Regions from separate parts of the Homo sapiens genome. Here region 2 is linked to region 1. The links are chromatin contacts, found by Hi-C or POLR2A ChIA-PET in ENCODE. All regions are on one chromosome and are shown on one strand. Each heading gives the region's core, a stretch centred on a gene start or an enhancer-like site at or near the end of the contact. The rest is flanking DNA. Distances are from core to core; before and after follow the strand shown.

Region 1 (7,137 bases), core at 4,303-6,802:
TACACTGAAAGGATGCAGACTTGAAATAGACGGACACAACAGATACTCCTTTCTCCGTGCTGTGCAGCCTGGAGAGTGTCCCCAGAGCTGCTGCAGTGGTCTTGCTGGAAAACCCCTCTAGCACCTGTGTAGAAGCATCAGGAGGAGCTGCCTCTATTCTGTGTCCCATTCCAGACATTTCAGAGGTGTATGTGGAGTCCATGGCACCAACAGGTCTTCCTACTCTCCCGAGGCTGGAGCTGAGTTTACAGGTGTCCAGAGTTGGCAGATGGGTCCTTTATCTAAATGTGTGACCCTGTGTTCAGAGCTCAAGGCATAGAACAGCAGTGCAGTGAATAAGACCACAGCTGGTTTTTCTCCGTGGGAAGGAAATATGCCTGGAGGCTTCTGATTTCATTATCTAACAAGTGTATTTTCTCTGATGTGGGCTCAAAATGGGGAAAGAATAATTATTCCCAGCAGCCCCACCTCTGCCGTCTCCCGTTCCGGGACTCCCTTGACAGGCTCCTCGCCAGCCCTGCTCCTCCGCCGGCAGCCGCCCCTCAGTAGCTGCCGTGAACATGGGCAGTGGGAGATTATTCTTCATTTCAATTTCATTCTTTTTTTTCTTATTAAAAAAGCAGTGAAGGCCGGGCGCGGTGGCTCACGCCTGTAATCCCAGCACTTTGGGAGGCCTAGGCGGGTGGATCATTGAGGTCAGGAGATCGAGACCATCCTGGCTAACACGGTGAAACCCCGTCTCTACTAAAAGTACAAAAAAATTAGCTGGGCGTTGTGGCGGGCGCCTGTAGTCCCAGCTACTCGGGAGGCTGAGGCAGGAGAATGGCGTGAACCCGGGAGGCGGAGCTTGCAGTAGTCAGCCGAGCCGAGATTGCGCCACTGTACTCCAGCCTGGGCGACAGAGTGAGACTCCATCTCAAAAAAAAAAAAAAAAAAAAAGCAGTGAAAACACATGTTCATTATTTAAAAATCAGAAAATATGAACCAAAAAGAAATGAATGAAAATACCTCATAATACCACCCGCCCCAGGGATAACCACAGTTTAAAACTATGGACGTCAATTCCAGATCACCATTTCTCGAAGTTTCCTCAATCTCTTTCTTGTTTCGGGTTTTGATGCACATATAAACACGCTATTTAGTGCTATCATTTCATTTTACTGTACATGAAAGTATGCTTATGCATAGTGGAATCTGCTTTTTTCACTTAGAGAATCTTGGGTACCTTTCATGTCAATGGTTGAAAAATCTAATTCGTCCTTGTTAAATAGTATTTAATAATTAATAATGCCAAAGCATTGATTGACATAATCTGCCTTTATTGGTTATTTAAATTATCTTCAAATTTTGCCCTACGAGCAACACACCTATCTGTGCTCTTAGCTGGTTACAGTTATTTCCCTGGTTATTTTTTAAATGGGGAAGCTTTCTATTCATTTGTTGGAGGAAATATTTTCCAGTCACATGCTGTGTGCCAGCCATGGTGCCCCATTCTGGGGATTCAACAGTGCCTGAGACAAGGTCCCTGTCCTTGCACTTCTGGAAAAGGGGCATGGCTTATCAGTAATACACATGTAGATTTAAAAGACCATTGCAGATTGTGATAAGTGCTGTAAAAAATCAACAGGGTGGTGGGATTGAGGGAGAAGGCAGCGGAGCTCCTGTGACAGAGCTCAGGGAAACCTCTCTGAGGAGGCGTTTTTGAGCTGAGACCTGCAAGAGAGGCAGCCAGGGCTGGAGGAGCTGTGCAGGTGCTGAGGCAGGAGGGGCTGGTGCCCCTGAGGCTGGAAAGGCAACAGAGCAGAGGGAGTCGGGGGCAACTGGTCTAAGAAGAAGTTGAAGTTGGCTGGAGCCAGGTCACTCAGGTTTCCATTGGCTGCAGCCAGTATGTATATTTCATTCCAAGAACTATCAATGGCAGGGAGGATGAAGAGACAGGAAAGGGCATGGTGAGGGAGACAGGGGTTGCGAGTGGGGGAAGGCACAGAGAAAGGAAGGAATCAAAGGGGACTTTGGGGTTCATCCAGGAGGGTCCTGGTGCTGATTCCTTGCTGACATTCAGAGTGTGTGCCCTCCGTTGTCTTGATAAAGGGAGGGGAGCACCTCCTGCCGTCTGGCCGGTGCCCCTTCTGGTGGCAGAGCACCCTTGGGTCAGCGAGCGCTTTTCTGCTCCTGCAAAGTCCCGCCAGCCTCTAAGAGGGTGGATTTCTATGCCAGAGGCCTGGGTCTCCACCAGCAAAAGAGTAAGTTCTATGGCAAGAAACCCCTCCAGAACATGTGTTGAAATCCTTTTGCAGAGTTACCAGTGCACCTGAATTATGGTGGCTACAAAGCTGCTAGGGCATTCCCCGGATCCGAGCTTGGAGGAGGCCAAGCCTGGGCAATTTTTCTGACTTTACTGCACCATCATCCCCATGAGGGAATCTGGTGTTGGGGGAGGAGGGGCAGGGAGTGGCCGCGGAGGCCACTGGCTCATACTTGACCTGGCAGTGCTGTCCAGGTGTCCTGGCACCTGTGGGACATTGGTCTGGGGACAAAGTACATCCCCACAGCAGCTGGTAAGAGAAGGGTGCTGCCTACGTTATGTAGGCAAATGGATTTCCAACTAAATTTCACAAAGCAATGATGGTGTCTTGACAAAAAATGAGCGCTGGGCAGGGTGGCTTACACTTGTAATCCCAGCACTTTGAGAGGTTGAAGTAGGAGGACCGCTTGAAGCCAGGAGTTCAAGACTAGCCCAGGCAACATAATGAGACTCCCATCTCTACGAAAAAAATTTTTTAAAAATTGCTGGGCATGGTGGTGCACACCTGTAGTCCGAGCTATTCCGGAGGCTGAGGAGGGAGACTTGCCTGAGCTCAAGAGTTTGAGGCTGCAGTAAGTTACAATCACACCACCGCACTCCAGCCTGGGCAATAGAGCAAGACCATGTCTCTAAGAGAAAAAATGAACAGTTAACTGTTCAAGATCCAAGTGCAGTAAGTTTCGTTAGTGTTTGAGGGTATGTGTCTGTGGGTGTGTGCAAGTGTGTAGAGCCCTTTAAAAAGCTAGGCTCCGGCCGGGCGCGGTGGCTCACGCCTGTAATCCCAGCACTTTGGGAGGCCGAGACGGGCGGATCACGAGGTCAGGAGATCGAGACCATCTTGGCTAACACGGTGAAACCCCGTTTCTACTAAAAATACAAAAAATTAGCCGGGCGTGTTGGCGGGCGCCTGTAGTCCCAGCTACTTGGGAGGCTGAGGCAGGAGAATGGTGTGAACCCGGGAGGCGGAGCTTGCAGTGAGCCGAGATTGCGCCACCGCACTCCAACCTGGGAGACACAGCGAGACTCCGTCTCAAAAAAAAAAAAAAAAAAAAAAAAAGCTAGGCTCCGTGAGTCATGGCCCAAATCCAGGAGCCCTGGGCTCTGACAAAGTGCAGAGCCTTGGTTCCCATTCCCTGGTGGGGAGAGAAAGGCCTTGTGCAAACCCTCCCCTCAGGTTAGGGCACCAGTCAAGAATGCAACCCTAATTAAAACGTGAGGCAGTCAGTCAATTACAGTTCCATCGTGGATGGAAGTTCTCCTGATTTCAAACTTGGGCCTTGTAGACGGGAAGAAAGAAAGAAGAGACATTGAGAGTCCTTCCCCCAGGCTATTTCTGGTGAGCCAGTTACTGGGGTTTTATATACATTTTCTACAAAAGAACAAATATTTGGGTCAGATGAAGTGGCTTTGCAGCAGGCTGGGTTTTGACATGCTGTAAATAGTCATCCATAATGGGGCGAGGCTGGCTACACTGAGCCATTGCTGTGCTTAAATCCTGGTTCTCCTCGGGGCCCGTGGGCAGTCAGTCCAGCTGTGAGCTGATCACCCCTGGCCCAGCATCGTGTGGTCGAGGCAGGCTGTGCCTGTCAAAGCCTGAGAGGGGGTGGGGAGTGTCAGGCTGTCTTACCACCTGCCAGAGGGAGGCTCTGGAAGTGGGAAGAAGGGTTGGGCTGAGGCTGGCTGAGGAAACTGATGTCATTGGCATAAACAAGACATAACTCTGCTTTCACAGAGCTGATGAAACGCCATTCCATAGCTCCATGTCCTCAGGGCTGGTGTGAGGCCTGAACTGGGTGTGATGGGGGTGAGGAGGATGTGAATTCACTGGGGAAAGCACCTTAAAAGTGGCAACATTGGAGTGTGGTCTTCAGAATGGGGACTGGTGCCATGGAGACGGGGAATGTATGGTGTTGGGTAAGGTCGGGCATTAGGAGATGGCACTGGGGAGGCAGACAGAGTCAGATTTTAGATGATTGTGAAGGCCATACTGAGTTGTATCTCCTCAGGATACAGGGAGCCGTCTGGGGACTTCTGTGCATACAAGCGATGGGTCACAGGTGCACATTTGGAAGATGGCCTGTCAAGTGGAGGCTGAGCTAGGCTGGATCAGGGAAAGGCTATAGGCTGATCAGGGAGAGGCTAGAGACCACTGGGAGCCATAGAGTCCAGGTGGATATGACAGTCCTAAACAGGACAGTCATAGCGTGACAAAGAATCCACAGGGCTGGGGAATGGTTTGGGTGACATGATGAAGGGGAAGTCAAATTCAGCTCCCAAGTTTGGGGAATGAGCTGCGGTTGCACGTAAATCAATTTTCTGCTCCACTAAGTTTATTCATTTAAATGCCCGAACTTAAATTAACTGTTTTTGGATGGAAAGCTTTCTAAATAGTGACCACTGAACATCACCCTCTGCCTTTTTCAGGAAAGGAAGTAGAACATATTGTAAGCATAGTGCGATGGGATAGTTGCTGTGAATAATTGCAGCTATCCTTATTGTCAGTTGCCTCAAGGCCTGGTGAGGTGTTTGGAACCCTTTGCCCCAGCAATGAATGGCCCCAGGCTGTTGTGCTTAGCTAGTTCTGGGTTTTCTTTCTTTCTCTCTCTCTCTCTTTTTTTTTTTTTTTTTTTAAAAAGGAAAGCTGTTGTTTCCCTCCTGGCTCTTCCCTTCTTTGCTTTCAGCTGTCATTTCTCAGTCCTAGAGCTTTCGAGACCCTCATCCTCCGGCTATTTCTAATCTTCTGCCCCGGGCTTTTCAAATCTCCAACTCCTCTTAAAGTATACAGCCTCTGTGATGGCTGTTTCCTTAACTTGTGGGTTTCTTCTTGTTGCTTCCCCTTCTATAGCTTTATTGCAGATGACTGAGCTTTCAGTGCATGGGGATGTTTCTGTATTTCTTGCGTATTCCCCGCAGTGCCTAGATGGTGCTGAGCATGTTGCTGATACTCAGTAAACATCCATGGATTTAAGAGAAGTAAATAGCCAATCAGCTTTGTGTGTGTGTGTGTGTGTGTGTGTGTGTGTGTGTGTGTGTGTGTGTGTGTCTCAGCACCAGAGAAGTTTACCTTCAGTTTCTCAAAAGCTGGAGTTGCAAAGCCATCTTTGAGAGCCACATTTTTTTCTCCCTCAAAATATGGTCTTAATTGTGTGGTGATAGCCACAGACACCGCCTGGAAGCCTTCCTGTGCTTCAGGAGCAGAATGACTCTCCTCATTGTCTGTGGGTTTAGGCACCGAGAGCTGCACAGATAAAAGCAGATGAGTCACAGGTGTGGATCTGCTGGGCGGCTCTTGTCGTTAGCAGTACAAAGCCACAGGTGCGCATTCAGCGCTGCGAAGCGGGAAGAGGAGCCCTGACGATTCTGAGGGTCTCAGGTCAAGTTAGTTACGTGGGGACTTGAAAATGCATTGGAGATGCAGCCTGGCTTCCGCAGCCGTGGAGAAAATGAGAATGATTTTTGCTATTTGCTTTTGGGGCACCATTTAAGCCCATGTCTTGCTAGGTCAACGTTTTCATGCCCATAGCTATAAATTAAAGAGATGCCTTAGACTTGGGAGCTGTTTCTCTGACTAGAAGCTGCGTCTGTTTATTCCCTTGCAGTTGCTAGGAGCATTGCAGACCAGAAGGAAGGAAATGGAGGATGAATGATTTTAAGCATATTTTCCAAGAGTAATGAAACCGAAAACACAAATTCCCACACACCAGAAAGGAACTGGTTTCCATCCAGTGTAGAAAAAGCTCCTGGCAAGATCCAGACTCTCTGATAATCATTCCCCTTTGCTAGGGTTTAGCTGGGCCACCGGCTTGATTGAAAGCCCGGGTTCAGCGGAATGTGTGGGCAAAGTGTACTAAGCAGGCCAAGTCTATGCAAACCAGGATCTGAATCAGTTATTTAAAACAACAGACTTGGGTAAAATCAACAGTCATTCTAATCTAGTTTATCTGGGAGCAGCAGTTTATCTCACAGAACCTCATTTAGTTCCATGAAATTGAGATTGGTTTCTTGATCTATGAGATTGCAACTTGGTGTGGTATTGTGGCCTTCCATCATTTTAATGAGGTCCTTAATGATATAATCCCACTCTTGGATGAGTTGAAGGTGGCATCCCTCTTGCTGGAGAGACTAGGATGAAAGGCATTTTCTTTTACGTAGGTGACCTGGTTTTTGTTTTCATGAATTCAGAAAGGAATTAGTAGACAACAGGTTCTGCTATCTAATTATTACCATAAAGAAGGGTTGCTGGATACTTAGGCTAAATTCGAAGTCAACACTTTCGGTATAGGCTCTCCAGCATTCACTTGGCGTACAGCCTACAGCCTGTCTCAGTTTATATATTGCTGTGCAAAAATCCACATTAAAACTTAGTGGCCATTGATCTATATCTCTGTTTTGGTACCAGTACCATGCTGTTTTGGTTACTGTAGCCTTGTAGTATAGTTTTAAGTCAGGTAGCATGATGTCTCCAGCTTTGTTCTTTTGGCTCAGGATTGACTTGGTGATGCAGGCTCTTTTTTGGTTCCACATGAACTTCAAAGTAGTTTTTTCCAATTCTGTGAAGAAACTCATTGGTAGTTTGATGGGGATGGCATTGAATCTATAAATTACTTTGGGCAGTATGGCCATTTTCGCAATATTGATTCTTCCTACCCATGAGCATGGAATGTTCTTCCATTTGTTTGTATCCTCTTTTATTTCATTGAGCAGTGGTTTGTAGTTCTCCTTGAAGAGGTCCTTCACATCCCTTGTAAGTTGGATTCCTAAGTATTTTATTCTCTTTGAAGCAATTGTGAATGGGAGTTCACTCATGATTTGGCTCTCTGTTTGACTGTTAT
Region 2 (6,664 bases), core at 1-2,500, 96 kb after region 1:
AGGTTCAGCTGAACATGTCCTTAAAGGAAATCCTTCTGGGTGAAAAATAGCAGAAATGTGCTCCCATCTGTTCCTCATCAGCAGACTGCACTATACTATTTGCTTTCCACGTCTGTGCCCTGGATACTTTCTCACCCTCTTTGACACCTGGGACCATAGAGATGTGAACCTGAAAGAACCAAGTCGCCACGACTCCCAAGTGCCACCTCAGTAAGGGACCTCAACGGGACGACCAAGGCCCAGTGGAAGCCTCGACGGCCCTTGACCATGGAAGCTGCCCAGAGCATCTCAAATAAGTCAGCAGCCTTTCCACTGGGCCTATTCCACAACGACCCCCCACAGACCAGAACCCGCTCCACTGGGGCCATGCCTGGGAGTTACTCCAAAGAGTTAACCTTTCCTGGTGGGAGAGGGGTGGAGGGGAAGGCTGAGGCCATTTGACATGTGCTGCCTGGTCTGAACATGATGCTGTGCTCAGACACTGAATTTGATGAAGTGCATTGTAAAATTTAAAAACAAATTTAAAACTCTATTAACTCCCTGTAATGGCCTCCTCCTGCAGTACATAGACAACACCGGCTCACTGGCAAGGAGAAAAAGTACTCTGGTTTGCAGTGTGCTTGGCTTGAAGCAGAATGGAGACGGTGGGAGCTGGTGAAGGGAATGGGGAGCCCACGCACCCTCTGCACCCAGGGCAGCACCCAGGGCGGCACCCAGGCCCCTGCTAGTGGAGCTTTGTGGGATGTGCATCGCCAAGGTTAGACTTTTTCTTGCTCCTATGTTAAAATCTCACTTTCACTTTCCTTTGAAGCTAAAACACTTCCTTCAAGAATGCACCACTGGAGTGACAAGATTGTAAGATTATCTTAACTTGGGACTGAGGCCTGGGCGGTGGGGAGCTCACTAGAGGCCTGTGGTTTGGGGTCAGCATGGGGGTGGGTGTCAGGTGGGAGGAGGTGTGTTCCCAGCCTCACCCACTACACCCTCTGCACGGGGAGAAGGATCAGGGCAGGGAGACTGTTCGCCACAGGCCTCTGCAAATCGAGGCGCGTTCAGGGTAAGGGGAGGATTGGCCCGGCTCCAGGCTACCAACTGGAGAGAGACGAACTTTTGTTGAGAAGGGAGACAGCCCCACAGCTGTGTGTGCACGTGGGCCGAGAGGAGGAGCTCAGCTGGCGGTGAGAAAGCCTGGGGGCCGAGGGGAGGGTTCCCTCTACGTCTCTGCAACTCACAGGCCCCCAAGCTGAGGAGCAGAAGGTGCTGCCTGGCCTGGTCTTTGACGAGTTCAAGGGATTTTCTGCCAACCAGTGGCTTCCCTGTGTGAGAGCGTCTCTCAGTTTTTCCTGAGCACGTAAAGTGGTTTGGAGATATTGGGGGAGGAAAAGGTGTACACATACGGCAGGCCTGGGGGTCAAAGGCAGCAGAGAAACCATGCGTATGTGTGAGTGTGTGCAGATCTGTGTGTGCACAAGTAAGCAGTGCCTTCTGATGTGGCTGCTTGTGGGCTAGTCCTAGGGCATGGGTTTGATGCGGACTCTTGCATCCAGGGAAGTATTTTTCTGAGAGTTCCCCCACCCTCTGGGGCTGGCATTCTACCCCCTTTGGAAAGAAAGCTGGGATGGTCTAAGCAGGGAGGGGTCCTGTGGAGACTTGTAGCTCCTGGCCCAGCAGGATTCATGGCATTTGGCGTCAGAGAAAACGTGAGCCTCTGCCGGGAGTGAAGCAGCTGATGCAAAACAAGGAGCCCTGGGTCGTAGATGCAGCTCTGTGCAGCCTCTGGGGAGCCTTGGCGCTGGCTCGCAGATCAAAGCTGGGAGACCTGGGAGCTCCCTGAAAGCTCCTTCCCTGGCAGCTGCAGATGGGGTGCGGCGTTTGGGCTGGGTGATGGCATTTGTAACAGTGTGAGGACCCCCCACTCTCCCGGGACTAACAGTGTAAATAAGAATTGGGGCATTTACGCCAATGAAGAGAACAGAATTTCCTTGTGCTGACAATCTAGAAGATCCGCTTGTGGACAGTTGAAATGCTAATTATAAGCTAACTCTGTTTTCAACCTTTGTGAACCCGGTTTGGGCTATTTTGTATCAATAAGACTGCTTTCAGAAAAAACAAATTTACTAATTAACTCCCTTTATTTTAAATACATGAGACTTTCCTATGGTGTCTGTTGTTTTTTTTTTTTTAAAGAAACGTGTGCGCTATGAGGTGTTTCCACAGCTCTTTTTGGGGTATGTAATAGTCCTCCTGATATTTTAATTGATATTTGAACCAAGTAAGGACCCGCCAATAGTTGAAAGTCCCCGGTTTCGGGGATGCCTTTCCAAGCAACCAGGGATTCCTGTCTGACATCCCGCTGAGCAGCACCCATTTTATCGTGTTTCTTCCCACAGCACAGGAAACAGGACAACCGGGGCTTCAGATCATGAGACCTGGTGTTGAATCCAGGTACAATGCTTTGTGAACCTGGGAAGTCACTTGGCCACATTGCAGTTAGTATGACTTACCTTGTAGGGTCCTTCTCATCATTGTTATTTTTATTAGATAAAATCACATTTGTGCAACACCTAGCCCAATGCCTGTTCCTTAACAGGCATTTAATAAGTGATGGTTATTATGTCTCAATGCCTTTGTTGACACATTATGTCTTCCCAGCGTGGAATTTTCCTCTCTTTATTGTTTTCTATTGAAATCCTTTGCGTCCTTTCAGAGGCTACTATGAATGCCCCCACCTCCGAGAAGCCTTCCTGTTTGGCCTTAGCCAGAATGACTTATTTCTTTGCAGCATCACAGATGCTAACTTCTGTTCCAGCCCAAGTTCCCGTCTTCCTTCTCTTCTGCTCAGTGTCTCTCCAGCTACACTGAGCTGCCCCTTTCCTGCCACAGCAGGGCCCAGCTCTGTGTATGGCACAGAGGCTCATAGAGTGGATGTGTTTTGAGTTGTTGAGTGAAGCTGAGGTCCCACAGTCTCTTTGAGGCTCCAGTGCTTCAAAACTTCCCTTGACAGACTACTGTGGGTGACTAGTCAACTGCAGAATTAGAAAGAAAAAACAGTGCCTTTTCTGGTCACTTAGAGCTGAGGGCATCTTGGATTTCACAGCCTAGAACCCCCTGCAGGCTTTTTGGATCCCCTAATCCTGTTGATGCTGCAGCAGTATCGACTGGCCCTAAAAGCAGCTGCTAAAATGCGTCTGGCACAAAGGAACTTTCTGGGCTGATGGAAATGGTCTGTATCATGATTGGGGTGGTGGTTAGGCAGGTGCATGCATTTGTCAAAACTCATCAGACTGTGCACTTAAGATTTGGACAGTTACTTTATGGACATTATATCTCCATAAAATTAGTTAATTTTTTTAAAATGTGGCCTGACCAGACAGGCTGGATACAGGGGCCTGTTGTGGTCTTCCTGTGGCCTTGGGAAATGCAGCTCATGCCAGCATGGCACAGGATTGCTCTGGGAGGAAAAGAGACAGAACAGTCTCTGCATTTGTGGAACTTAACCCTTTAAGTCCTGAGCTAGGACTCCACACACAGGTGCCTCGCCACCCTCTCCCAGGAGACCTCACCCTGGCCTGCCTCCAAAGAATCAGAGCCAAGCCTCACACGGCCACAGGCTGAGGCCTGCCTCTCACAGGAGAAGAGAAGATTAAAATTAATGTAAAATCTAACAGATATTTGTATACCCATGTTAATAGCAGCATTATTCACAATAGCCAAAAGGTAGAAGCAACTCAGGTGTCCATTAATTAATGAATGGATACACAAAATGTGTTGTATACATACAATTGAATATTATCTAGCCTTAAAAAGAAAGGGAATGCTATAGTCATGGATACCTACTACAACATAGATGAACCTTGAAGACATTATGCTAAATGAGATGAGCCAGACAAAGGAAAGGATAAATATGGTATGAGTCCACTTATACGAGGTACCTAGAGCAAATTCATAGAGACGGAAAGTAGAACGGTGGGTGCCAGGGTTTCGGGGAGGCGGGAAAGGGGAGTTATTGTTTTTAGTGGGCAGAGTTTCAGTTTGGAAAGATGAAACATTTTGGAGGTGGATCGTGGTGATAGTTACACAACATTGAGAATGTACTTAATGCCATTGAAGTGTACACATAAAATGGCTAAAATGGTCGGTTTTAGGTTTTGTATATTTGATTACAATAAAAAGAATAAAGAAGAGCAACGAAAGAATCCCAGGCCTAAGGCAGCCTCCTGGCCCCCTTAAATTTCAACATTTTAAATGTTATCATTCAGGGGACTGCTTAGCAGAGGATGTGGTTTCTGGTCTGAGAATCAAAATGTGGGAAACAGAAGCCCTCTCTGACTGCCAGGCCCTTTCAGAGCGACAGGTATCCTTCCTAAATGCCAGGTCCTTTTGTCAAGACAAAGGTGGGTGACCACATATCGCGCCACTGGTTTAACTTGATTTTCCCATCTGACTCTCTCGGGCAACGTGTATCCTGAAGCTGATGATGGAGGGGTGAATTTTACTTTATCGCCCCAGCAACTCCCAGCATCATGATTGGGGTGACCCCATCCTCAAGACCCAAGGGGCTCCAAGCTGCGGAAATTAGAGTACGCTGTGTGGACGGCAGCTTGGCTGTCAGAGCGGGTTGGCTCCTGGCCTGTAATTCAGAATGATACCCGGGTACTTGTCGCAGCAGGGGGCTGGTGCCGGCCTGAGCAGGCCTGCCGTGGAGAGTTTAAAGGAGGCTGACTCTCCCCGTTTTGCCTCAGGGACCATTTTTGATTTGTTCTTTGAATGGCAGAAGGCCTGGCCCATCAAACTCACAGGCAACCCTTCCCATGCTCAGAGGAGAGAGAGCTCGGCACAGCAGCCTGTGAAGGGGGCTGCCAACCTTTTCGTTTATAAAATACTGCTGGATTCTTGAGTCCTGATCTCTCTCCGTGAAGGTTTGCTGCAGTCAGGCCGTTAGGAGGACAAAGAAAGAATCTATTGGAAGGGCCCGAGCCTGTGCTGTGAAAAGAAGCTCTGTACTGTTTATGTTCTGGTTGATGTAGATAAGTAGGTACCATGCCTATAGTAAAGGAAAGAGAGTGACATTCTGAGACAAACTTCTGGTTCCCTTCCTACTAACGAAATAGCGAAAGACAGATCTCACACACACACACACACACACACACACACTCTCTCTCTCCCTCTCTCGCTCTCTCTCTCTCCCTCTCTCGCTCTCTCTCCTTCAGGTGTGGTGTAAAGGGCTGTTCTGGACCTGCTGGCATCCCCATTTTGTCCGTTACGTCCCTGTTCTTGGCAGAAACTTGAGGTGCACATGCTACTCTGGTCCCACGCCACCTTGCCCCTGGATGCCACTTTCTTGCAGTCTGACTTTCTGTCTCTGAATTTGCATTTGTCCTGAGTTCCCTTTCAGTCACTGGTTGCTCTCGGGCTCTGTCGGCTAATTCAGTTGGTGGGTGCCACTGCCACCACCCTTCATGGGCAGTGCTGCCGCTTCTGTGCCCCTGGCTACCCTCTGAACACTCTGTTGCCTCAGTGGGAGGGGTCTGCTTCCCCCTTTTGCCTTCTCCATCATACTACAGTGCAGGGAAGGGCATTGAAAGTCCTTTAGGAAGGACGAGTAACTTCTAGTTGAGTTTGAGCTGCCGATTCCTGCGGTGGGCAGAAACTACACACACACACACACACACACACACACACACACACACACACACACACAGGCACGCACACGCTTCTCCAGCAGATCGGGAGGAGGCATCCTGTGTAACCACTCATGCCCAATATTATGTCAGGTGCATTAGTGCTTAGAATGCAGAGTTGTTATAACCATACAAGATACTAGGATTCATCTGTTGGCAGAATTTGGAGCACAGAACTGCAGGGACTAAAGGAAGTAGGAGGCCCCATCTGGGTATTTGGGAAGGGATGGTTCATCGCTCTTTGCTGAGATGTGGGGCATCTGGAGCTTGGCCACCTGCAAGAAGCTGCATGTCGGGTGGGAAACTGGAGAGGCAGGGCTCAGGGCAGCTGGCACCACCAAGTCTACTTAGGGATGGAAGGCTGGGTTCTCAAGGAGCTCATTGGATCCTGGTTTGACACTTTGGGCTGTTAGAGGCTTTGGAATGTGTCCAAAGGGTGGCAGGATTCATGCCACAGCCTTCATGACAGTAGGAAATACTTCCAAAACCCCATGATGATTTATGTGTGAGGAAAAAGGAGGCTCTGGTCTGTAAAGGAAAGTTGCTCCAGAAGCACTGAGGGTACCTACAGATCTCACTTTGAGAATTAGAACGAGGGTGGATCACTGAGCCCGTTTGGCTGGACCCCAGTTAGTATTTGGGAAAACAGACCAGAAGGAGCAAGGACTTACTCAAATTCATACCACCAATAAGTAGCAGAACTAGGATGGATCTCGGGTTTCTCTTGACTCGTAGTCCAGGATTCCTTTGGCCACAGAAATAGAATTATGAACCAAGTAAGGCAGCCCTTCTCAATGGATTCTGCATTTCTAAAAGCTCTCAAGTGATGCTGGACCTAAGGACCACACTTTGAGAAACAAAGATGCCTGACGTCAGTTTCACTTTTAAGGAAGCCAGATGGCATGGGTGCAAAGCTGGAATTCCTAATTCTCCCTCCTATCTGTTTGGCTCCATTCTTATTCTGTTTTATCTTTATCAAGATG

Evidence for each region. A loop is a pair of places that touch in the nucleus more often than their neighbours do. ChIA-PET counts read pairs that join two places held with the same protein, here RNA polymerase II (POLR2A). Pooled maps may share reads with other maps.
Region 2: a pooled map shows a loop between it and region 1 (10-fold over the local background). The contact joins two enhancer-like sites. A Hi-C loop is called at or near these places in 2 of 168 maps with a recorded cell type or tissue (ascending aorta and gastrocnemius medialis) and 10 of 50 pooled maps. POLR2A ChIA-PET finds 5 or more read pairs at or near these places in 1 of 52 experiments (H1).

What each region holds. Positions count from the first base shown.
Region 1 is chr2:23,430,984-23,438,120 of GRCh38, forward strand. All of the region lies in intron 1 of KLHL29 (kelch like family member 29), which reads left to right. Among named protein-coding and RNA genes, the nearest start is that of LINC02923, 47 kb to the left of the region's middle. Within about 2 kb of position 5,553, at least 2 of the 41 ENCODE cell types and tissues checked have a DNase peak (open chromatin) inside an H3K27ac peak, as active enhancers do.
Region 2 is chr2:23,531,766-23,538,429 of GRCh38, forward strand. All of the region lies in intron 2 of KLHL29 (kelch like family member 29), which reads left to right. Among named protein-coding and RNA genes, the nearest start is that of LINC02923, 150 kb to the left of the region's middle. RefSeq lists enhancers at 1,229-1,288, 4,152-5,027. Within about 2 kb of position 1,251, at least 2 of the 41 ENCODE cell types and tissues checked have a DNase peak (open chromatin) inside an H3K27ac peak, as active enhancers do.